2 separate regions of the Homo sapiens genome follow, and region 1 is linked to region 2. Evidence: chromatin loops called from intact Hi-C (ENCODE). Cell type or tissue: mesothelial cell of epicardium. All regions are shown on one strand. Links, peaks and the distances in the headings refer to the core of each region. The heading gives the core; the rest is flanking DNA.

Evidence for each region. Peaks named below come from ENCODE experiments on the same cell type or tissue, not always from the same donor. Only the 100,000 strongest peaks of a DNase experiment are listed, where the experiment ranks them.
Region 1: a loop joins it to region 2, with 22 times the contacts of the local background. A loop is called at or near these places in 1 of 110 quality-filtered maps.

What each region holds. Positions count from the first base shown.
Region 1 is chr2:141,256,331-141,269,673 of GRCh38, forward strand. The region is part of intron 3 of LRP1B (LDL receptor related protein 1B); the gene reads right to left. Among named protein-coding and RNA genes, the nearest start is that of MIR7157, 680 kb to the left of the region's middle. In mesothelial cell of epicardium, for the core only: no CTCF peak of the experiment used is centred there; no DNase peak of the experiment used is centred there.
Region 2 is chr2:141,162,393-141,175,735 of GRCh38, forward strand. All of the region lies in intron 7 of LRP1B (LDL receptor related protein 1B), which reads right to left. It also overlaps the pseudogene RNU6-904P. Among named protein-coding and RNA genes, the nearest start is that of MIR7157, 580 kb to the left of the region's middle. RefSeq lists a silencer at 10,975-11,175. In mesothelial cell of epicardium, for the core only: no CTCF peak of the experiment used is centred there; a DNase peak (open chromatin) is centred at 6,653.

The DNA.
Region 1 (13,343 bases), core at 5,080-7,579, 93 kb after region 2:
TAACGAACGCTGCATTGCTAACCTATAATGCTTGATGTAGTTAAAAAAAAAAATGAGAGCGAGACTGGAATTGCTGTTTGGAGCCAGGTCAAGGTGAATTAATTCACGGATTAAGTAGAATTTTCTGTTTAGGCAACAGGAGACATAGCTGGTTATTGAGGACAGTAGTGATACATTCTGACTTGTATTGTTCAAAAGTACCTAACAGTAGAGAGAAAGATAGTAAAGGAAGAAAAGCTATCTAAGTGACTAGGAATGGCAAAATGCTAAATGAAGACTATGAATCTTTGCCTAGAAAGATGGCCAAACACTTGGTGAAAGCATAATGACACTAAATGAGTAGTACTAATAAAATGAATTAAGTACAACAGAAGTACTACGAGTTTGGGAAGAAAATATTGTTTGTCTTTGATTATGTTTAGCTTAAAATATTGACAACATAATAGCCAGGGAGAAAGTGAGAATTTGGGTCTATCTTTGAAGAGAAGTCTGTAGTGGAGATATCAATTTGGAAGTCACAAGCATAAAGTCGGTCATTGAAACCTAAAAAGTAAAGAAGCATTCCCTTAAGAAGAATACTTGGGTTACAAATAAAAACACCCGTAGAACCTCTTCATGTGAAAATCAAAGAGAAGAGGTATCAGCGATAAGAACTACCACCAAGAAAAACTGCAAAATAATAAAGTACATAAGTGAAGAACCTAGAAAGTCTCACAAAACCTAAGGAAGAAGAGTAGTCTATAGAGGCAAGCAGGGAAATCAATGTTAAATTCATTGAGAAATAAACATGGATGAAGCCTGTAAAGTGCACTAGGCTTCCTAATAGGATCGATTGAGGGTGTTAAAAAGCATTAGAGTGGAGCAGTGAAGACAAAGGTGAATGTAATTAGGGGTTGGAACAGAAAGAGGAAGCAGGAAAGGTTTCTCACAGAAAATAGATTCAGTTATACTATGAAAAGAATGAGGGTAGAGATTTGATCTAATTCATGTAGTCTCTACCTTAATGCAGGTGTATTCACTCAGTGAGTCAAATTTATTATTTTTCCATGTAATCCCTGGAGCCCAGCTGCACCTTTTCACTGTGTCAATCCAAAGTAGAAAATCCAAATACTATGGATCCCATCTTTCTACTCTCTCTACTTGACGTTTCTGGAAGATGGAGAGTGAACACTGAAAAGAGGGGGTTAGTGATATGGAAAGTTGAGGAGAAATACAAAATGCGGGAAAAATTAATCTGAAAGACCAGACCTCAAACATGGTTCTGAGTGTTAGGAGGAGATCTGTTAGTTGAAAATAGCAAAATATAGAAGGTCAAGTTAGCTTTTAGTTTATTAGACTTATCCTGCGTGAGGATTTGTATATGTGCAGAGTGATGACACGAGATGATTAAACAGTTTAGGATATTAGGTGAAATGGTAAATATTGATTCTGCTAACAGATCGTGAAGAACCATGAAGAACTAACAATATGAATACTAAAATTTAAAATTTGGCAGACTGTGAAAGCAATACTAATTATTAGAGTTATCTATTTGAACTGCTTAGCATTTATGCTTAGTTGCATGCAATGCTATAATGACTATAAATATAGTTAAAAGCATATCAGATTAATTTTGTTAGAAAACTTATTTGAGTACAACAAAAAATTTTGTACTTGAATCATTAGTCTTCACCCAGTGACTTTCGTCAAGCATAGCCATTGGCTTATGTAACATTATCATTGGTTTGGAACTTAGACTGAAGTAGGAAGACCACTTGTATCTCAGGGAAGCAAATATGCAAGTGAGAACACAGACATGTAAACACGGTGTCTGATCCATATTCCTCACCATTATAAAATAAAACTATCCTTTTGATTAGAAGAGAGAAGCTGTCGCTGGAAGTGGTGGCTCACACTTATAATCCTAGCACTTTGGGAGGCCAAGGCAGGTGGATCACAAGGTCAAGAGATGGAGACCATTCTGCCCAACATGGTGAATCCCCATCTCTACTAAAAACACAAAAAAGTTAGCTGGGCGTGGTGGTGTGTGCCTGTAGTCCCAGCTACTCGGGAGGTTGAGGCAGGAGAATCGCTTGAACCCAGGAGGCAGAGGATAGTGCCACTGCACTCCAACCTGGCAACAGTTGAGACTCCGCCTCAAAAATAAATAAATAAATAAAAAGAGAGAAGATATCATTTCACAAATCAAATCTAATCCAATTCGTGAAGATTCCCCTGACACAGATCCACTTTGTTCTGTTTTTAAGGTATCTTTTTATGACCTTGATATGATTTGGCTCTGTGTTCCCACCCAAATCTCATGTTGAATTGTAATCCCCAATGTTGGGGTAGAAACCTGGAGGGAGGTGATTGGACTTGGGGGCAGGTTTTTCTCTTGCTGTTCTCATGATAATAAGTGAGTTCTCATGAGATCTGATTGTTTGAAAGTGTGTAGAACTTGCCCCTTCACTCTCTCTTCCTCCTGCTCTGGCCATGTAAGACGTGCCTCCTTTCTTTTTGGCTTCCACCACGATTGTAAGTTTCCTGAGGCCCCCTCAGCCATTCTTCCTGTACAGCCTGCAGAACTGTGAGCCAATTCAACCTTTTTCTTTATAAATTACCCAGTCTCAGGTAGTTCTTTATTGCAATGTGAGAATGGACTAATACAGCCCTTAGCACAGTTGTAAAGGAGGAAAAGTTGCAAAAGAGAGTATTATTAAACTATGAATACACCTTCTCTATCAAATTCAAGGTAACAGTTTACAAGTAATGGGTAGCTTTGAGACATCAAGACTTCTAGGCCATTTGATTTAGAAATAGTCAAAAAATAGATATCTTTGTATTATTAATAAATAGTAAGAGGGAGTCTAAAAGGATAAAAATTAATTCAGAGTAAAACTGAAATTTCTTTCACCACTTATCTTGTTTTCTGAATGGTGGTAGAGTATTGTGTTGAGGCCTTTGTCTCTGCAACAAGAGTGCTTTACCTCCAACTGTTTCAGTAATTTCAGGCTATATGAGTGTGGCAGAGAATATTTAAGTGTGCATCAATCTTGTTTCCTCTTTCTAGGGAAATAAAAAGATGACATTCCCCAGTTGTCTTCCAGTTAGATTGGAACCGTATTTTTGTCTTCTAGCCAATATAACGTAGAGAGTAATTGGTGTGTGCCACTCCTTGACCTGATGCTTACAGCATCCTGACAATCTTCTCCTCTCTGTACACTTGTCAGCCATCTGGGTGCAGGGAATCCAGCAGACTTCTCACCCTTTGGGATGGCACAAGCCCACAATGGAAAGAGCCTGAAACAGCACCTGGGAAGTCAACCACTGATAACCCAACTGGACTGTGATATCAGCGAAAAATTGGATTATTGTTGTATTGAGTCCTTGAGATATCAAGGTTATTTGTTACATATGAGTGATGATGGGTACATGACTAAAGCTCTCATTACATGCTTTGCCTCATCTCTAAAATGGGGATAATAATAGAAACTACCTCATAAGCTTGTTGGGAGTCTTAAATGAGGTAAGTGATACAAAGTTCTTAAAATATTGCTGACACATAGTAACTATTTTTATTATCATAATCATTTTTTATCAGTTTATCATTTAAGCTGAATCATCCATTTAGTATAACAGAATTTCTATTGTTATCCTGCCATATCGTATATACACTATAAGCAATTTGGTGCTGTTTATTTTTACATTAGAAGCGTTTTCTCTTTTATGCTTTTATTTTTGGGTGTGACATGACTCGGTTGTAGTTTTGTCATCTCTTGATGTCTCCTGGAGAAGTTTTTCATTTGTTTGTTTGGTAAGTTCTCTCAAATTTTTCACCTGAAAGCAAAATCTCCAACAGATAGTGAAACACTAATCATAAGAAATAAGGATTTTCTACATTGATCTCTTTGTATCTATAAAATACAAATATCACCCTCGGAAGCAATGTACATCCACATTGAATTTGCTACATAACCATGGGCCAATTTACAATTTAGACAAATAATTTTTATGAAATATACTAATTTGCATAGCTTTTAGGGGCTGTTTTGCTTTGTAACATCATTGGGATTTAGGACACCTTTTCACAAATGTATGCGAGTATATGATTTAGGAAACACATGTAAATAAATCATGCTGACCTTCCTTAGAGTGAAAACAGGACAATAGAGAAAGGTGATTAGAAGTTGGCAGTTTCCAAACATTACGAGTTATTACCAATAGAGGTCTTTTTTCCTCATTAGTTTTGTTTACATAAATAGCTCTAAGCCAAACAACCACTGTTTGCTATCTTTTGTGTATAGCTATCGGATCAACCATTGTATAGTCAATAGCATTATGCTGCTGCCTTTGTGACCTATAGTCAAATAACTCACATTGATCATGTATTGGATTTAGCAAGACAGTGAGAACATGGCTGAGCTATTTTATTTGTATGCTTCCAGGTTATGTTTTGGAGAGTAAATTAGAACTTTTAGAAATTCTTTGGAAATACAGAATGGTATAAGCACCTTTCCATATACATAAATTATCTGCGATATCATTTTACAAAATGGGATGATATTTCATTCTCAATTTTAGTAATAAAATTGCTTCTTAAATTAGGTGTGTGCAAAAATGCCTTTTATCCAACAACTAGAACCATAGTAATGAGGAAAAAATTATTCTTTCCCTATGTGGCACATTAAAAAAACAAGTACCTCACTGTTTTTTATGCTTGAAGATTGAAAAGCTGACACAGCTACTTACCATGCCAGACAGCTCCTCTTGTCAGCAGGACATATGCTTGACATATTTAGAATGGTGATAATTTGTGTCACATCATTCATCCTCTTACCCCTGTTTCTTTGGCCTAGTAAAATGCAGTGTGAGCTGGTTTGCAGAGATCAGGCCGTTGCTTATGACTGCTTACATGAATTTCTTCAGAATTTCCTTGTCTTAGTGCTAGACTACTTACTGGCCTCAAAGTTTCAGTGTGTTCTCTTACAAGAAGATAGAGCAGCGAGGCAATGCTTTTTTATTGCATTTTTTTCTATTTTTGGTATTTTAATGAAGTCCATATTTTAAATTCAGCAAAATTCATTCTTTCTCACGTACAATGCTGCAAGTTTTGATAAATGTGTATTGTTGTCTAACCAATACCATTCATAAGATACAGAACAGGATCATTACCCCAAAATACCCCCTTTGCACCTCTACAGTCAACCCATTGCCCTGCTGACAATTTTGGTGATCACTGATTGGTTTTTATCTCAATGGTTTTGTCTTTTCCAGTATGTCATATAAATGAAATCATCTAGTATTTAGTATTTTGAGTCTGACATCTTTTACTTAGCATAATGTATTTGAGATTCATCTATATTATTGTTAGTATTAGGTAGTTCATCTATATTATTGTTAGTATTAGGTAGTTCTCCCTTTTTGGTTACTGAGTAATAATCCATGGTATAAACATACCTCACTTTGTTCATTCATTTCACAAGTAACACACATTTGAGTTGTTTCCAGTTTGGAGTTACTATGCATTAAGTCTCTATAAATATTTACATACAGATTTTGTGTAAATATAGGTTATTATTTTATTTGGGTAAATATGGGATTTCTGGGTTATGTGGTAAGTGGATGTTTTACTTTATAATAAATTACCAAACTATTTTTCAAAATGGCTGCATTCTTTTATAATCCTACCACCAATATATCAATCTTCCAGCTACTCTACCTTCTTCCCAGCAGTTGGTATTTTCAGCTTTTAATTTAATTTTATTTTTTAGTCATTTGAGTATATATGTAGTGGTAGCTATTGTACAATTATTTTGATTTGCATTTTCTAATTATTATTGATTTTTTCATTGTGCTTATTAGCTAGTCATATATGTTATCTGCAGAGAAATTCTGTTCAATCTTCTGCCGACTGTTATTAGGTTGTTTTCTTATTATTGAGCTCTGAAAGAGAGAGAGCGAGACGGAGTGTGTGTGTGTGTGTGCGTGCATGTGTGAGCGTGTATATGTATTCTGGATACAAGTTTGTTACGAGATATATGATTTGTATATCGTTTCTCCTAGCCTATAGTTTCTCTTTGCATTCTCTTATTACTGCTTTTCAAATAACACAATTTCAAAGAAAAAAATCTTACATTTCATAAAATCAAATCTCAATATATTCTGTCATAAATCCTGCTTCGGGAGTTCTAAGAAATCCATTACTGACTCAATTTAGCCTATACTTCTTCTAGAAATTTTAAGTTTTAGATTTGTAGTTTATTTTTGTTTAATTTCCATAAATGGTAAAATCTATGACTGAAGGTTCATCATTTTGTACACAAATGTTAAATTGTTCCAGTACCATTTAGTGAGATTACTAACATTTCTCTGTTGAATTATCTTTGTACCTTTGTCAAAAATGAATTGACCAAGTATCCATGGGTATATTTTTGTACCCTTATGTTTCGTTAATCTGTATGTCTGTCCTTTCTATAAATTATGCTATTTTGATGACAGCAAATCTTGAAATCTGGTAGCATAAATTTTTATGCCTTGTTCTTTTATATTTTTAGATTCCTTTAGATTCTAGGTCCTTTATATTTCCATGTAAATTTTAGAAATAGCTTTTCAGTTCCTAAAGAATCCTACTAGGATATTAATTGGAATTATGTTAAATTTATAGATTGGGGGATATTGACATCTTAACACTACTGAGCCTTCTAATTAAAAAATATGGTAGGTATATATGCATTTATTTTTAATTTTTTAAATTTTTCATGAGTTCCCTGCATATAGCTCTTCTACATATGTTGTTCAATTTATATCTGTCTCATAGTTTTGATTCTATTTTACATGGTATTATTCACTGTAATTTTCTATTGTCCATTGCTAGCAATCAATCAAATATGATGAATTTATATATATTGAACTTGTATCATGTGACCTTGCTAAACAGAACAAAGAAAACTAAAAAGAAACACATTACAAATATCAAATTAGAAATCTAATGAATTATAAACATCAGCAAGGCAGCAGAAGATATCACTACAGACCCTATAGATTTAAAGGATAATAAAAGAAAACTATGAACAACTCTAGGCCCATATTGACAACTTAGAGGAAATAGAGAAGTTTCTTCAAAGTTACAAACTGCCAAAGCTCATTCAAGAAGAAACATATAATCTGAATATCCCTATATATATAGAAGAATTGAATTTGTGATTTAAAAACTTTCCCACACAAAAATGCTAGGCCTAGGTAGCTTCCCTGAAGATTCTACCAAATGTTTAAGGAAGAAATAAAACTAATTCTGCATAAGCCCTTCTAGAAAACAGAAAGAAAGAAAACATTTTCCAACTAATTTATGAGGCTGGAATTACCCCAATCCACAAATCATATAAATGCATTAAAGAAAAAATATAGAACAACATTCCTTATGAATATAGATGTGAAATTCTTCAAAATTACTAACCACTAAAATCCAGCAATATATAAAAGGATAATATGTCATGGTGATGCCAGGCTGGTTTTGCATTTGAGAATCAATTAATCCAGATCACCCTATCAATCAGTACAGTAAGGGAAAAAAACCCTATCATTTCAATAGATGCCCAAAAAGCGTTTAATAAAAAACAATACCCATTCATTATTTAAAATACAACCCTTGGCAATGTAGTAATAGAGGGGAATTTCTTCAACCTAATGAATGATTTTGCCCTTGAAACACGAACATGTCACAACAGAAGTAGGATAACTTCTCTTACCATTTATATTCAGTAATATATTGAAGTTTGTAACCAGTGCATTAAGGGGCTTTAACAAAGTTTAGGAACACAAATTAGAAAGAATGAAATAAGTAAAACGGTTTCTGTTTGTAAGCAACAGAAACAACAAATGTCTACATACAAAATTGTTTTTAAAACCATCAAAAACCCACCAGAACTAGTAAGCAATTATATTGAAAGTTTATTTAATAAACGTGACTGACAACATTGTCACTTGATAATTTTCATTTTGCATGTTAATATTTCATAAGATTTTACAACTATTTCAAAAAGAAAAAGCAAAATTTTCTATAATTTAGCTGTAATAAGGTGGAAGCTGTGGACCAACCATGTGGTCTGAGAAAATATTCCATGGACTGAGTTGGCGGTATTTAGTTATTCATTATTTTATTTTATTGAGACAGAGTCTTACTCTTGTCATCCAGGCTGGAGTGCAATGGAACCATCTCCCCTCACTGCAACCTTGTCTCCCGGCTTCAAGCAATTCTCCTGCCTCAGCCTCCTGAGTTTCTGGGACCACAAGTGCCCGCCATCACACCCGGATAAATTTTGTATTTTTAGTAGAGATGGGGTTTCACCATGTTGGCCAGGCTGGTGTCGAACTGCTGACCTCAAGTGATCCACCTGCCTTGGCCTCCCGAAGAGCTGGTATTACAGGCATGAGCCACTGCACCCTGCCAAGTGGAGCCTGGAATTTATAAAAGATTGTATATGTTTTTTGGGTTTTGTTTTGTTTTTTAAAGTAATGAGGCCATTTGCTTTTTTCCTAGACTAACTACGTGGCTGTGCCTGGTCAAGCCTTGGGAGGCTGAGGCTATAGAGTTTCATCCATCAACCTTGGAAGAGCTGTCTTGGAGGCAGGCAGGGCCGGAGCCCCAGATATCACTGGACCTGAACCTAGAGCAAGCCTAGGACAGGGCACTGGATAACTTCCCTGTGCTGAGCCGCTGCTCCTGCTAATGCACCTCCATCGGGCACCGAGCCCTTCCCGGAGATGAGAGGGGCCACAAACTCTCTCGAGACTCCCATGTCCAGGAGTCAATGGCTGAAACCACAAACAGGCTCCAGTCACCTCAAGAAGACGCAGATGCTACCAATGGAGGGGTCCAAAGCAGCCTGAGCCAGCGTTAGAGATACCAGCGGCTGCAGAGGTGGAAGGACACACACCCAGGGTGCCCTCTATGTTGCAGGGCACCCTCTACAGTTCAGGCCGCCCAGGAAGATGCTGAAATCCCAGGATTCCATCAGGAAGCAACCAGAAAGGAGAGTAACCCCAGCCTGTCTCCTGGACTGCAGCGCGACCCCCTTCAACTGCTGCCCTGGAAGGAGCCCAAGGCACCCCAGTGGAGGCCCTCATGCTGTCCCTGAGGATTCTGCGCTAGAACTGTACCCTGCATGCATAAGAGCCTTGAGGTCTATGCTGTGGAGATCATTCCTTAATTTGTTCTTTCTACTGAACGTCCTGAACATTTTTCATTTAGAAAAACTCTTCATGTAATGAATAATATGCAATGTGCTAAGGAACTCTTCCTTTAGATCTACTCAAAATTGCTATGTTTCTTCCACTGAAACTGTACACATTCAATAAAGCCTTTCCCTTATTCTCAAAACAAAAAAGTAATGAGATAGATGTGTGTGTGTGTGTACTCGATACATGTATATCTCCCCATCCTTTTTAATAGCTGCATATTGTTCCATTTTATGAATGATGAGTAATTTAATTAACCAATTCTTTGCTGAAACACATTCAGTTTGTATGGTAAATACAGCTATCTGTTAAAAAATATTTGTGCTCTCCCTTGCATACTGCAGAATTGTTTCTGAGAAGTGACTATCCAGCCAGAGACTCTACGTCCTACCTCTCCTTTAGTCGGGTTAGAGCCATAGAACAGGTTCTCACCAATAGAACATGAGTGGAAGTGATATGCATAACTTCTGTGTCAGGGAGAGTAGGAATATGCATGTCTGGCCAGGCGCGGTGGCTCACGCCTGTAATCCCAGCACTTTGGGAGGCCGAGGCAGGCAGATCACAAGGTCAGGAGATCGAGACCATCCTGGCTAACACAGTGAAACCTGGTCCCTACCAAAAATACAAACAATTTGCCGGGGGTGATGGCAGGCGCCTGTAAAACCAGCTATTCAAGAGGCTGAGACAGAAGAATGGCGTGAACCCGGGAGGCAGAGCTTGCAGTGAGCAGAGATTGCGCCACTGTACTCCAGCCTGAGTGATGGAGCGAGACTCTGTTTCAAAAAAAAAAAAAAAAAAAAGAATATGCATATATGCATATTTTCTCCATGCTCATGTTCCCTTCTTCTTGTCTGGAAATTTCAATTTACTTTTATGATTTTCATGCTGTTTTCTCATATATTTCTCTGTAATACAATTCTGATGTATGCCACTAGGTATGCTTTGAAATGTATAAATTAAACAAAAAACCAAAGTAACAATTTTTTTTAAAAAATCTGAGAGTGTACCACATCAATGCTAAGAGAATTTCTCATTTTGTGTTATGCCTGCAAGTTAAGAAATCACTCAGAGAAAGAGCCCCAACCACCTCAACTCATTGGTGAATACTGGATTTAAACAACTGCTTATTTTGAATCTCCATATATAATCATTTTTAGCAACTTAGCAACTTTAGATTCTGATTTATTTAGAAACATTTTATTGTAGATTTTATTACACAGATAATTAAAATATAGCTACAAGGCCATAATCAAATCTGAAGAGAGATTAATTTATTTTACAAATTATAAATAAAATGACTGGTTTATTCATTGACACAATTTGCTAAAAAATAAATGTATAATCTTTAGGTATAAGTTATTACTGGGAATATTGTATGAGGAAAAATGTTTACTTTAGCATAATCTATAAAAAGATATGAGAAGATAACGTAAAGCAAAATATGTTTGTGTGAGGTTCTCTTTTCAGACTAATTATATGAGGACAATGACATTTCATAGACATGGTGTGAGATTTAAACACAGTAATTCAGTAGAAGTACTTAGCTTGGCACATTATAAACACCTTCTGTGGGTTGGCAATTGTATTATTATCATTATAGTCACAACCAAAGGAATTCAGTGATTTTAATTTCCATGTTTTCTTTGAATCAGAGAATAAACTAAGACACAATGGTAGCTCAAAGTGTGCTCCAGACCCTAAAGTAAAAGATATAGTTCTACTTGTGCTATCTCTTACCACAGATATAACTATGGGTGAGTTTCTTAAACTATCTGAGCTTCAGATTCTGATCTAGCAAATATCTTGATATGTTTATATGAATATTAAAAAATATAAGGAGTGAAAATATACTCTATAATTTCTAGAGCATCTCATAAATGCTGAGATATGAGCCAGTACAGAGAAAGATAGGAGAGAAAAAGGTGAGAGTACAAGGTGCATTGGACTGGCAAAGCCAGGGTGTTTGGGATATTACATACCTTGTAGTAGAGTTTTGCATTTGATTTTGCAGTAAGGGTGACATACTAGAGTTATTAATAATAAAATAACCAATATCAGATCTTTGCCTGATTCAATGTATTTAGTTGCTACCAGAGAGAAACTATGCGTGAGGAAAAAATGCAACCAAATTTACCAGAGGGACCTGAGAAAAATACAATTGCCAGTAGAAACTGTGTATACCCAATAAGGGAATTTCTCTGTGCCTTGAGGTAGGAGTGTAAGAAAATGCATATATAATTGAAGAAGGATTATACACATATAACTTCTATGTTACCTAGCTTTTGTGAGAGGAATATAATAGGATGGAGGTAGTAGTAGCAGTTGGGTTAGCGGAGGTTTGGCAACATGAATAATGTAACCTCCTTTGTAAAAGGGGATCCATATTGCTAGCAAAATTTTGATTTTTTCATATTTAGTAAATTAGAAGTACTTGTGACTAAATCTACTTTAAAAGTGAAAAGTCATTTTTCCCCTCATGGGACACATAAATCCCCATATTAGACTCAGACATAGGAGGCAATAACAGCTTTGAGAAGGTATCTCTATGTTCAACATCATGAGATGAACAAAGACAAATGCAAAGCTCCAACACCACGCCTGGCATACATCAGGTCAAAAAATGCCAACTGTGTGTTAAATGTAACAACTGAACATATTCTTCACTTATGCACTTTGCCTAAATCCCAATAAAATTTTAATAAAAATACAAGGTAGAAATCCATAAGGATAAAGAGACTAGGCAGGAAGCTAGAGTAGACAAATGATATCAACAAAAATTTAGAAGCAAAAAAGCAGTACATTAGTGTTAGCTAACTTAGCTACTTAGCTCTTTACATTTCTAATGCAGTAAAATCTAAGCCAGAGGTTGAAGATAATGAGAGAGATGATGGTCAGGGCAGCTATATTCCAACCACAAAGACTGTGCACTAACAACTCCAGGGGACAGTATTAAAATAAATTTTGATATGAATGTCACTCAATGAAATCGTGCAACATGGAGGCTCTTGGAGAAAGGCCAAGAAGGAAATCAATACAAAACCAAAATAATGGAAAGCCTCAGGAATTACAGGTACTTAACACCCCTGAGAATAGTGGAAATGGGAGTGGAATGCGGTGGGAACATAAACTGGAGTATTGGTTGAAATGGGAAGTTACACCTCCTAGATTTTCTCTTTTAACATTTGCAGCAGAATACTGAAGAATTACTCTCTGAAGAGACTGAACTAGATAATTCTAACCAAAAAACAACAGACACAGCCAAAACCCAGGAATATCAAATTACAAATTGGAGAAATACACTCATAGGGTAGAAGCTCTATCCCAGGAACAGATCAAGAATGTACTGGGGTCCAGTTACTCTCATCCAGATCCTTCATAGGGCAGTGATTCCAAGCCAAAAGAGGCAAGCCAAGAAGACCAAAGTCAACCACTCATACTCAGCATGACACTTGTAAAGCAGAGGTATAACTCTAAGAAGAGTGAAGCACTGTCCCAGTCCCCAGCTCCAGAGCCATGATGCAGATGTTTTGCTGAGGGAAATGCAGGGCTTAACAAACAGAGCTAGGTAGCTCACCTTAAGAATATTAACTTTATTGGTAACAGAGCATGGGAAAGCTCAAGCCTAAAGGAACTGTCAAAAACAATGAATATTTTGGTGGTGATCAGTTAGCACAAAGATGGTAGCTTCACAGAAATAGCAAGGTAAAATTCAGGACAGATAAAACCAGACAGAAAAAAATAGCTAAGAGGAACCACTGTGGGTTTAGAACAAAGCTCTAAATCTCCTGAAAAGTAGCAAAGATTTTATTGCATAAGACTATTTTAGAGCAATTTATGCAAAAAAGCATTTTTTTAAACTAATAGAACAATCAGCTGACCGTGCAAGCTATCTGCTAAGTGTAATACCAATAAAGACACACAGCTTAATAATAGAAAGATCAGATAAACAGATAGTCAAAGAGAATCATGTTAAGCCCACTGTCAACACAGGGTAATTGTGAACATGCTCAAGGTTATACCCTCTAAGGGGTACATCAGGGACTGCATACTATGGGGAAATAGATGTCACTGAAAAAGCCAAGCCCAGATAATAAACAATTAAATATGCAAACAAAAATAAACCCCACTGT
Region 2 (13,343 bases), core at 5,611-8,110:
ACAGTCCCTGGAGTCTTCCTCCAGAATGCAAACAACCTGGTGCTGCTGTTTATCTTTTCAATGATGTCTGAAAACAAGGGAACCAATGTGAGCCTGCATCTCATACTGCCTGCGGTACTATGAGTCATAAAGTACTCTATCTTTGACCCAAGTGTATCATATCTTCTTCCAAGATCTAGGAAACTCTGGCAGGCAAGGAAGTTAGCTTGCAAATAGGATAAAATCTCCAAGTTTTCCCAGTGTTTGATATAAACACAAAATAACTAAAGAGACTTCAGTTTAATTATATTCTGGCTTTCCAAATTGGAAATTGAAAATATAGGAATAAAAACAATAATATTGGCATCTAGATGTTTTGTAAACAGTGCTTTCATAGATAGTTTATCAGTGAAGTTCACAAAATATATTAACAATGTATATAATATCCCTCCATGCATCCTCTTGGCACTTAATTCATGTAGAATCTGTGGTGGACAGTTAAATATGGGTTTTGATTTTCCAGATGCTTATAGTATCTCACTTTGAGCAAACTAAATCTTGTTCATCAGACATGCAGAAGAAGCCAAGACATTAATCTATCAAGGCACTTCTCAACCAATGGAGGAAAGAGGTTTGTCATCGTCAATCCACAGATACATCACTGTGACAAGCATCCTTTATGCTCAGAAAGTTCCAGGGAGAATCAAGCCTAAGTTTAGTACAGTTGCCTCAGTAATACTACTTTTCCTTCTTCCTTTGCTCCTCTTCATCCCTCATTCCTGCTTTCTGGTATTACCACACAAATAGACTACCTAAACACAAGTAGTTTTCTCAAGCTCTTCTTTTGGAAACTACCTAATTTAAAACAAAGGAAACAGCTCATTCACAACAAATATGCTTGGGGTATATATTTATAAACTTTTTTTCTGTCAAACAATTGCATATATTTCCAAGAACTAAATAAAGGGTTTACACTATAAGATATAATTTGAGTTAATGGCAATAACGTCATTTTACAGTACAAGATGATTCTACTGACTGATGATCATTTAGACATATGATAATTTGGGAATTTACACTGGATTGCATAAGGAAGATGCCCGGAAAAAGTCAGGATTACAATCTTGGTCTGGTACTGATAGGGTTTGGCTGTGTCCTCACCCAAATCTCATCTTGAATTGTAGCTCCCATAATTCCCATGTGTTGTGGGAGGGACTTGGTGGGAGATACTGAATCATGGGGGTGGTTCTCCCATACTGTTCTTATGGTAGTGAATATATCTCATGAGATCTGATTTTATAAAGGGTTTCCCCTTTTATTTGGCTCGCATTCTCTCGTCTGCTGCCATGTAAGATGTGCCTTCTGCCATAGTTGTGAGGCCTCCCCAGCCATGTGAACTGTGAGTCCACTAAGCCTCTTTTTCTTTATAAATCACCCAGTCTCAGGTATATTTTTATCTGCAGCATGAAAATGAACTAATACAGGTATCAATCCAAAATTTATATCCTGCATGGGTAAACTATACCTCGGACCTATTTAATGTTAAATATTTGGATATATTCTTTAAGACCTTCAAAATTTGACATTATATTACTATTTCTGTGGGTAAATTACATTAGACCTAATAAACAAAATAAGACTTTGAAAAGCATTAACTTACATTGTATTAATAAAATATTGAATTCAATTCTGGTTGTTACATAAATTGGATGACAGAGAATTTAAATATGGGTAAGATAATTATTGCTCTACAAAGAAGCAGAGGTGGAAATGAAAGTTAGAGAGAAGCAAGTCAAAATCTTTCAAAGAAATTAATGATCCCATAATAAATAATCTATTGAAGAGCCGTAAGAACTAAGCGTTCTGTGGAATTTTTTTTTCTTAATTAGTGTCAGGTATAGGGATACAACTTAATCATTATTTGACTCTACGGTAATAAAAAGTTGACTAACATTGGTAAAGGAATTCCCCAATTTTCATCAATGTCCATCAATGGTCACACTAAATAGCCTAAACTGATGAATAAAAAACTAGCAAACATATGCATAACATTCCTTAAATAACAAAGCAATTTCATATGTTACTGTCTATAATTCTCATGACTTCATAAGGAGAATAAATGAATAGATAAAATTGCTTACATTTTACAAATGCTGCTTTTGAATGTTAGAGAAGTGATTTTTCTTACAGTTTCATAAAACAACTAGCAGGGTATCAAATTAGATTCAACCCAAAGTACTCTAACACAAATTCCATTCTTTTTCTCTGTAGTCTTTATGATGATGTCTGTTTTGGGGTGATATTTCTATCTGTGATAGTAACAAACAGATCCTGCTGAAATCCAAATGTGGGGAAGCAGTTTTAAATCCCCCATAGTTCCATTGGACAGAAAATAAACTCTAAAATTTAGAAGATACAGAGTCATTCTAAGAAGGGGTAAGGCAATCAGAAATATAGTAGCAGCTGGTCCAGAATTCCTCTGCTGATTGAAAATTTCTTCTATGTTTTCCTACCTAACTACTAAAGTTACTAACCCTTATTTTTTAATTTATGTTTCACCAACTGTCTTAATGGCCAGGTTTTTAATCATCTTATTCCTCTCTCTAGCTTGCCAAACTGCCTTTGACTTTTCCATCTTAAGAATCCAGCTTCTCAATAAAGCCTAAAAACAGTAATAGGCAATGAAATATCTTCATTGATAGATAGCTCTCGTTTAAAACAAATGTCATTAGGCAGAGAGACTGTGAAATGAACATAAACACCTAGATTAAAAGTAGCCAGAGAGCTCTAGTTGCCAGTATGTTTCAAAAATAATCACAAAATCGGGGAGTTGAAAGAAACTTCAGAAATCATCAGCCAAGAATTAACCAAAGTTACTCAACCACAGAACTGAAAGCCAAATTTTTTGACACAGTCCAGGCCCTTCCCAATATACTAGGTTGCACTTCTAGTTTACCAACTGTCTTATTTTTGTTTATTTATTTATTGGATATATCTGTAAACTCTTTAGAGGTGAAATATTAATAGCAATCATTAAATAACCATATGTATTACAAATACAATAAGGTTACCAATCCCCATGGCATATCAGGATTGCAAGCTAAATTAGCTAATAATTTTACATCATTTATTAGATTTATATTTGTCTCTTAAAAGCTCATGATATCAATAATTTACAAGTGAATTATTCACTTATTATTCTGCTCATTTAGGGAATGCATCATCATCCTCATCCTTATCATCATTCTCAACCATATAATATGAAATTGTGTTACTAATCAGTTAAAGTATAATTGAACCATTAAGGAAATTGGAATAACAATAGCAAAGAGGAAAACAAGCAATTAAAAGTTCTGTGTAATTTTTAGTGTATGAATATGTATGATTAAATTCATACTCAATGAAAAATATACAATTATTTTAGTTGGAAATCCTGGTTAACTCAATGCTAGCTATAACAAGGTTGCAATATTTTCTTAAATGTGAAATGCGCTATTGTAGCTATTAGAATGTTTCCAGTTCAAGTCTTAAGCCATAGCTATTTCCAATAAAGTAAATCTCTTCTATACCTTTTATGTTCACAAGCTCCTTATAATGATGTCCCTTCCATTTACACAGGTAATACCCTAGTGCAAGCAACCTCTACCCATCCTACACTATTGAAAGAGGCTCCCCACTAATCTCCCCATTTCCATTCCTACTTTTGCTTCCTTACCCCACATACGCTATGTTTTACCATAACACCCCTTTCTATCTTTCGAAACTGTAAATCTACCTGAAAAACTCCTCTGTTTAACCCAACCATACCAATGTTCTTCCAGCTTCTCAGATATGCCCTCTCTTTCCTTAAGGTGACAGACTTGCTCCCTCTCCATGCTTCTGCTCTCTACGTTCTCACTTTCCTTCCCATCGTTTTATTGTCTTTTCCTTTAGATAACATCTTAAATGTCCTCTTCTCAGTGAGGCTTTTTCTGACTAACATCTTCTCTCTCATTCTTTTTTTTTTTTTTTTTACATTTTAATATTTACAGGAGCATAATAGGTGTATATATTTAATGGGGTACTTGAGATATTTTGATATAGGCATATAATGCATAACAATCATATCAGAGTAAATGGGGTATCCATCACTTCAAGCATTTATCATTTCTTTATGTTACAAACATTCCATTTATACTCTTAGTTATTTTAAAATATACAATAAGTCATTGTTGACTGTAATCACCCTGGTGTGCTATCAAATACTAGATCCTATGCATTCTATTAAACTATATTTTTATACCCATTAACCATCCCCACTTCCCCCTCCCCACTCTATCATTCTTGACGATAACATATTGTTTATATTCACAGAGCATTGTCATAATTTGTATGTGCAGTTGTCTTCATCTATGAAAATATTTACTGGTTGCAACAGAGTAAAGGATAAATAGCATTCTTTTAATAATTTGTATAAGATGTCTCAATTAAACTCTTTTGATTTAATAACTGGAAAACAATTTTAGAAAAATGTTTTGTTTTTCTGAAATACATTTTTTCTAACAGTGCAGAGTATTAGCAAATTCAATTATAACATAATATATTCATAGAACATGGAACCTCTATACTTCAGAAACACTAATTCTGTAGGTACACACTGAAATCTAGTTGAAACACGTTTACTTAGGAAACTGGTTGTTACTTATTTTTTATTTTTTTATTTTCTAACAGTTGATTAACTTTTAAACTTTTATTACAGTCTTAAATATAAGTTATATAATACAAAAAGCTCCCATAAACCTCTCAATCAAAATCCTCATTTGATATCATTTTACCACTCTTTACTACACTTGTTTTATCATTTCACGCTCAAACACACATAAAATGCAATTTTAATAAAAATATTTAATGTATGGGATGCCTCACAAATATCATCTTTATGCAGGAGACAGAAGAATCTTCTTTGTATCATTCCAGTTTTAGTATATATGTGGCTGAAGTGGCAATTAACATTTTTAATTTTATACAAATATAGTTCCCATTATATTTTCCAATAATCGTGTCTATATAGATTAACCCAAAGAGGAATTGAGAAGATATTCATTAATTGCACATAATAAATAATAACAAAAGTTCTTCATTTCTTCTTTCCAGGCGTGGTATTAAAGTACTTATTAATCAATATAAGATAGTCATCAACTAACCTAACAGGTACTATCTATATATGACCAATGTATAATCATATAGGTGATATATATATCATAAAAGTGATTTACAGGTGATTATAATATATACAATATAATCATCTAGGTGTTAATTCATCTTTACTTTTTAAAAATCTATTTATGTCAGGGATTTTCATCATAGTTTATTTGATGTCTCATATTCGAGAAGTAAAATTAATAGTACTTAAAATCATAATCATTTCAGAAGCTTTAATTCATTTGACTTTTTACAGTGACCATTGATAGAACTATTATGAAGTGAGAAAACTTGGTTTTCAGTGATTAATATATATTTACAATATAGTCAATAAGTGGCTATGCTGGGATTCAAATCTAGGTCTGCTGGCTTTGGAGTACATGCCTATAACTTTGATACAACTACTCTGTGCTAGATGATTCTTGACAAATAATAGAAATAAAAATGAAGATGTATCTATTAAAATGGAAAGTATAGTATAATAGTTTTCAGACAACAAACAAGTTGCTAAAACAGAAGCGATGGGAATCAGGGTATATTAAGAAAACTAAAACAGAAATCTCAAATGGAAAATGACAAAGACTACTTCAGCACATTTTATCCATAAAGTCAAGTGATATGGCATATTTTCATCTGGGTGGGCTAGTCTATGTTTCAGCAATTGCCATTAAAAATAAATGTCTGATTCAGCATCCTATTTTACCAGAAGTTTTCTGACAGCCTGTATCTATTGTAAATGACGTGCATTAAACAGGACTGTTCTCCATCTGCCTGAAAGTGAAGCAGTGGTGTCTATTATAACTAGGTTTTGGGAGAAAATGAGTCTGTTACTTAGAGCAGTGAAGTGCACTGTGCAAGACAGTAAACTATTAAATAATCACACTCAGTCACTACTTGCACTGTGCAAGACAGTAAACTATTAAATAATCACACTCAATCACTACCGAAATTTAAAATCCTGAACCACAAACTTAGAGAGAAAATTTTGCAATTCAGTCTGTCAAAAAAGAAAAGACCATGAAAGAAAAATAATTACAACAACAGTAATAATAATTTCAAGGATGTTTTGCTCCAAAATAGCAACTTACATTTGTATATTTTTATTTTAATTAAATTGCTCCTGTCCAGAAATCTACAATTCTAATCAGGAACCCTAGAGAGAGGTTTTCTGGGTTCAAACCCTGACCTCATTTACTTGGTGAAATGTGTGACATGTAGCAAGTACTTTACTCTTCCCCACTTCAGTCTCCTGTTCTGTAAAATGGGTACAATAAATACCTATCTCATAGGCTTTTGTGAAGATTAGATCAATAATACAAGCAAAGAGCTTACAAAATAACACAGCAGATGGAGTAAATGCAAGCAATAAGGACAAATGTGGTACTCAAGGGTGTTTTTTTTGTCATAAACATTTATTCCTAAGAGCAAAGTTGGTTAGAAGAGATGGGACTGGCCAGGCGCGGTGGCTCAGGCCTATAATCCCAGCATTTTGGGAGGCCAATGTGGGTGAATCACCTGAGGTCAGGAGTTTGAGACCAGCCCAACCGACATGGTGAAACCCTGTCTCTACAAAAAATACAAAAATTAGCTGGGTATAGTGGTGGGCCCCTATAGTCCCAGCTACTTGGGAGGCTGAGGTAGGACAATCACTGGAACCTGGGAGGTGAAGGTTGCAGTGAGCCGAGATCATACCATTGCATTCCAGCCTGGGTGACAAAGCAAGACTCTGTCTCAAAAATAAATAAATAAATAAATAAATAAATAAATAAATAAATAAATAAATAAAGAAGAGATGGGACGTATGTAAGGAATAAGAAAAAACTTCTTCCAATTAGCAACAAGTTTTGGAATTTTGTGTTATCCCCCTAATGTAAAATTACTAGAGGTGTCCCAAAATTCCACCAATGACTTATATCAGAATGTTTTCCATGACAGGTACAGGTAATTGAAGTGAGGAGAATTACACTGTCTGTCATGGATCCTGCACTGCACGATACAGTGACATGAGATACAGAAATTATGAGGGCAATAGCGACAGAATTAAAGTTCCCGTGTAGTAGGGAAGAAAATCTGTCCTTTGTTAAAACAAAAGTTTGAGACTTCATCACTTAATGTATCAAAATGGACAACTGGAAGCAACCAGCCCAATGTCAGTAAGATTTAAACATGGAAATGGAGACAAGATATGAGAACGGGTATACAAAGCAAAAGATATGGCTCTCTCCAGTGCACCTCCCACACCTTAACCAAAAAAAAAAAAAAAAAAAAAGAATAGAATTAAAATCTGCTACTTTTGCTCATGATGTTATTGATAGCTTATTCATGAGGATTTTGTTACCAATTATGCAAATTCTTAATTATAAAGTACCAATATACAGTTTGTAAATATGCCCACATCCTCTCATAGCTGCCACATTGTATACAGCAATGTAATCTCATGGTGTGGGGTTAAATCTTCTCTTCCATAATTGTGCTTTTGAAAATCTCCTATGTTCTTATAAAAAGGCATGAGGACTAAGTTAACCCAATGATCCTGAAGTGACAGGAAATGATAGATATGATAACAAACTCACATAAGTCACTTTTTAATAGACACCTGTCCTTTTTGGGGCAACCAAGCCACCAGTCCTAGAAATGAAAACTGAAGAAGCATTTTGTATTGTGCGAGAGAGTCAGCTAGTCCTTACTTTTGGCTAAAACGTGGCTCTCATGGCTCTACTTTCTCTAATAATCCCCTCGTTGTTTGATTTCTCTCATTCTGGTCTTGTTGCTAGCAAGGTCTCACACGGAACTTTAGCTCTGTGGAGAAAGCATGGTTATGGGGATACTGGTACTTTCTAAAACTATTTCCTTCTTACACTGTGACTTCAGTAGTGAGAAAAAGTGCAGGCAAATAAATCCACTTTTCACTCCGAAAGAAATGGCAATATTTACCCACTTCCTTTTACTTAGCCATTAGAAGCTGTTTTGTATTAAAAATTGAGAGTCAGTATGCCTCTCAAATGCCAGTTTATTAACAAGGGCTGACTAGGCATGGGAAAATAGAAACCCTTCATTACAACAATGGTAAGAAATGCATGGGGAGACTTCTTTCTTCTATCCTTTTAAGGTATGCATTCAGGGAAACCACTCAAACACCCTTGAATTATATCCCTGTGGCCTTAAAGAGTTAAGATTACTTTCTAAAGGTGTTGCATTTTCTATTTAGGGAGTGGCTGAGGCAAGAAAGAAACAGGCTCACCTAGAATTCATAGCTCAGTGATTACACAGAGAGCAGAATAAATGTATTTGTGAAATTGGATTGTAACTGAGTGAGAATGTGGAATTTCTGGATGTCACTATAAAGCAGAAAAGATAGTTTTATTCTGAAATTAGTCATCTGTTTCCTGATTGATCCACAATTATAGTCGTGTGCTCCCTCAGTTTCTTTTTTCCCTTCCTTAAAAAATAAATAAATAAAACTAGTAGGCTTTATTTTTTATGGCAGTTTTATGTTTATGGGAAATTGAGTAGATGATATAGGGAATTCCCATATACCTCCTGTCTTCCTCACTGGCAGTTTCTCCTATCATTAAAATCTTGCCTTGGTGTGTTAACACTTGTTACAATTACTGAACCAATGTTGATGCATTATTGTTAACTAAAGTCCATAGATTACATTGCTTCACTCTTTGTGTTGTATAGTTCTGTGGGTTTTGATAAATGCATAGGACATGTACACATCATTGCAGTATCACAGAGAATAGTTTCAGTGCCCTAAAAATTCTCAGTACTCCACCTATTCATCCCTTCCCTCTTCCCCACCCCAGTCCCTGGTAACTGCTAAGTTTTTACTTTCTCTGTAGTTTTCCCTGTCCCAAAATGTCATATATTTAGTTCCTTTAAATTTTTCAGCACCAAATTCTATGTGTCATTTCTATTCATCTTCATGGAGCTGATACAAACTTAGAGCTGTCTCATGTTAAGTTATAAAATTCTCACTTTGCATATTGTCAAGTGCCATTTACCACAGGCTGATACACAGTCTTCTGGATGAATGCTGGAATACTGCAAAACTTCCAAACATCTCATCAGAAAACCTCCCAGCTTCAAGCCGACTCATCGTGGCTGTGGTGTAGCAGCGTAAGAGTGTAGGCTGTGGAGTGACATGGCTTGAGTCTGAATCCTGACTGAAACATTTACTAGCTTTTTTACCATGGGTAGGTAATTGCACCTCTCCAAGCCTCATCTTTAAAAGGGAATGATACTACTCCATACCTCACAAGAAACACTGTGAAGATTGCGTGGATCAATGTGGAAGAAATTCTCTGGATAATGATTGGTCTAAAGTAAACAGTCAGTAACATTGCTCTTCAGATTATTCTCCTCCTTTCTCTCTGGCTGTCTCTTAAAGAAAATGGACCCCATCAGAACTATAAATTCACATTCTGATGCAGCACAAAGTGAAAAGAAAAAAGATAGGTAATGCAAAACTATTTCATTGACTCTACTACTCCAAACACAAAACACTTCGTGTTTAGATAAATGATGGTAGCGTGAAAAGCTGTTCTAGGTTACTTGATATCACATATGAGAAGATGCTCAATGAAATAACTTTTATCATGAAATAGTTCACAAAGCACAGATGAGCTTCCCATGCACTTCATGGGAAGTATTCACCATCAGTTCATCCAGGGCAGGAGGCAGGCCAGGATGCTCCATGTAGTATTGCATTATAACATGGTCTCAGCTGGCCTGTGTGTACTTCTACAACATGAACCGTCAGAATAATCCTTATGACAAAGACATAATGCAATGTTCTTCCCATTTTAAACCTTTAATAAGACCACTTTCCAGAAAATGCTGCAGCTCAGTTACGTTATGAAAAATGCTATTAATTACAGGTATCTGAGGCAAGGAACCGTGATCCTTTATATTTACTCATAATCTTACTGACTAAAATGAATATTCTTATTTCATTTGGGAAAAAAGAGAATTTGCTTTTAATCACAATCATACTTTAGCCTTCAATCCCATAGATTACCGAACAAGTTTTATGAGCTGTTGATATTCACTATCAACAGCTTATTCACTATTTTTATCTTAATGTAATTAATTGTAGTAAAATACACAAAATCTTTCTTTAAATCATGCAATATTCAATTGGCTGATAAATAGAATCTGATATATATATAAGTCTGTGGAAAAATAGACATTATAAAACCAGGAATGACTTAAAATAGATTTTCTCTACTAAGCAACCTGGAATTTATCTATTATGCTCCTTATCCTCTGTGAGTAGTTACCTTTGAATAACAGAAATATACACAGATCCAAAAAGTAAGAGGATCTAAAGAAGGCAGAACTTTCATCCAGTAGTTCTATTTTCTAACTAAAATTTCCCTTATTTCCAATTATCCAAGCCTATGTCTTATTTATTGGGATGTGACTAATGATTCCTAAAGTATTATTCCCTCTGGAATAAATTACAGATTTCTCTTTAAATGTAGTATGCTTTAAAATTAAAAAAAAAAAAACCCACACACTTTATATCCATAGCTTCAATTACTGCTTTGTTGAGGTAAGCATCACCTTCACTGATACTGATGTAGTTGTCACTGCCATCTTTGTCATCATCATCATCACTGCCATTACCATTCTTATCTAGCATTTGCAGGGCTTTGATAAAAAACCTCAAAATATCCATTAGGAAGAATGTAATTTTGTTCTCAAGCAGTGCACATCCCACAGCAAACATTTTCATGACATTAATTCCATACATTTCTCTTCCATCCTCACATAAACCATCTCAGTTTTGCTTTTTCCAACTATTTTTCCTAACATAAACTTGACTATGTTCAGATAGCCATTATTTCCCTCCACAACAAAAGCATACATGACTCAGGAGAAATGGAACCCACCTCCAGATTGTGGGATGAACTCTGATTAATCCAACCCATGCTACACATGGCATTCCCTCAGCAACTATCAGTGCTCTAGGGATGACAAAGCAAACTTATTTAGCTCTTTCAGACTTAAGTGATATAGATTAATAGTCTATATTGTGGGGCTAAGTTTCTCACTTGTTCCTCCTGCATGTCAATAAGGAAACAATTGTCTTCACTTGGTGTGGGTAGGAATCTTATGACCATGAATTAAAAGGGTCATAAGGTTGGGTAAGATAATTAGGATGTAGCTGAGGATAGAACAGAAAAACAGAAAAAAAATGTGGCTCTCTGATGATGTCACTGAAGCACCAACTCAATCAATCTTGACTGCAATTAAGTTTGCTCTTCTCTGTTCTTCCTGCTATGTGAGACAAATTTACTTACCTCTTAAGCCAGTTAAAGATGAGATTCATGTTAGTGTCCAAAGTATTCTAAAATATACTATATTATACTATGTTTACACTATTTCAACTGACTTCTCCTTCTTTTTATTTTAGATAGCATTCTATCTAGAGATAGAATACTTTTCTTTCTCTTCTCTGTCCTCCACTCTCAGATTTATATTATGCAAGCACTACATTTATTCAGAGTATGCTCCAAAAGAAAAAAAAAGATAAATGATAAGCTAATGTGTATTTAAAGTCCAAGACTCCAAATCTGGAAAACAAGATATTCTACGGAATGAGGTGGTAGTAAGATCTTATGAAGCATAAACAAAAGAATAATCATTTGAAAATGAACTTCCTCATGGTGTTTCTAGTCCATCCAGAGAAGAGAGGGCTTATGTTCTAAAAATTATTTGCAGAAATTGCCCCAAGGTAGAGTTGCCTATTATTCCACTCTTTGGACAGCATATAATTTACTTGTGATATGGTTTGGCTCTGTGTCTCCACCCAAATCTCACATGGAATTGCAATCCCTACATGTCAGGGGAGGGGCCTGGTGGAAGGTGATTGGATCATGTGGGCAGATTTCTCCTTTGTTATTCTCATGAAAGTAAGTTTTCATGAGATCTGATGACACTTTCCCCGTTTTTCTCTCTTGCCACCATGTGAAGAAGGTTCTTGCTTTCTCTTCACCTTCTACTATGATTGTAAGTTTCCTGAGGCCTCTCAGACATGACTTCTGTTAAGTCGGAGGAACTATGAGTCAATTAAACCTCTTTGCTTTATCAATTATCCAGGCTTAGGTAGTTCCTCATAGCAGTGTGAGAGTGGACTAACATTAGGATATTGGTACAGGGGCACTGCTACAAAGATATATGAAAATGTGAAAGCAACTTTGAAACTGGGTAACAGTCAGAGGTTGAAACAGTTTAGAGGGCTCAGAGGAATACAGGAAGATGTGGGAAAGACTGGAACTTCCTAGAGACTTATTGAATGGTTTTGAAAGAAAAATGCTTATAACAAAATGGACAATGAACCCCAGGCAGAGGTGGTTTTAGATTGAGATTAGGAACTTACTGGGAACTAGAGTAAAGATCACTCTTGCTATTCTTTAGCAAAGAGACTGGCAGCATTTTGGCCCTGCCCTGGAGATTTGTGGAACTTTAAACTTGAGGGAGATGATTTAGGATATCTGGTGGAAGAAATTTCTAAGCAGCAAAGCATTCAAGATGTGACCTGGCTGTTTCTAAAAGTGTGAGTTTGTATGTGTGAACAATGAGATGATCTGAAAATGGAACTTATATTTAAAAGGGAAACAGAACATAGAAGTTTGAAAAATTTACAGCCTGGGCATGTGATAGAAAAGAAAAATCCATTTTCTGGGGAGAAATGCAAGGCAGCTACAAAACTTTGCATAAGTAAAGAGGAGCTGAATATTAATAACCAAGACAATGAAGAAAACCCACCACAGGCCTTGAGGCCTATGAGAGAAAAGTGGTTCCACCCAGAGCCCTGCTGCTCTATGCAGCCTTGGGACTTGATGACCTGCATAGCAGCTGCTCCAGCTCCAGCTGTGGCTAAAAGGGGCAAAGGTAAAGTTCACATCATTGCATCAGAGGGTACAAGCCCCAAGCTTCAGTGGCTTCCAGGTTGTGTTGAACCTGCATTCACAGAAGGCAAGAGTTTGGGATCCTCCACTTAGATTTCAGTGGATGTATGAAAACGTTTGGATGTCCAGGCAGAAGTCTGCTGCAGGACTGGAGCCCTCATGGAGAACCTCTACTAGGTCAGGGCAGTGGGAGAATGTGGGGTTGGAGCTCCCACACAGAGTCCCCACTGGGGCACTCCCTAGTGGAGCTATGAGAAGATT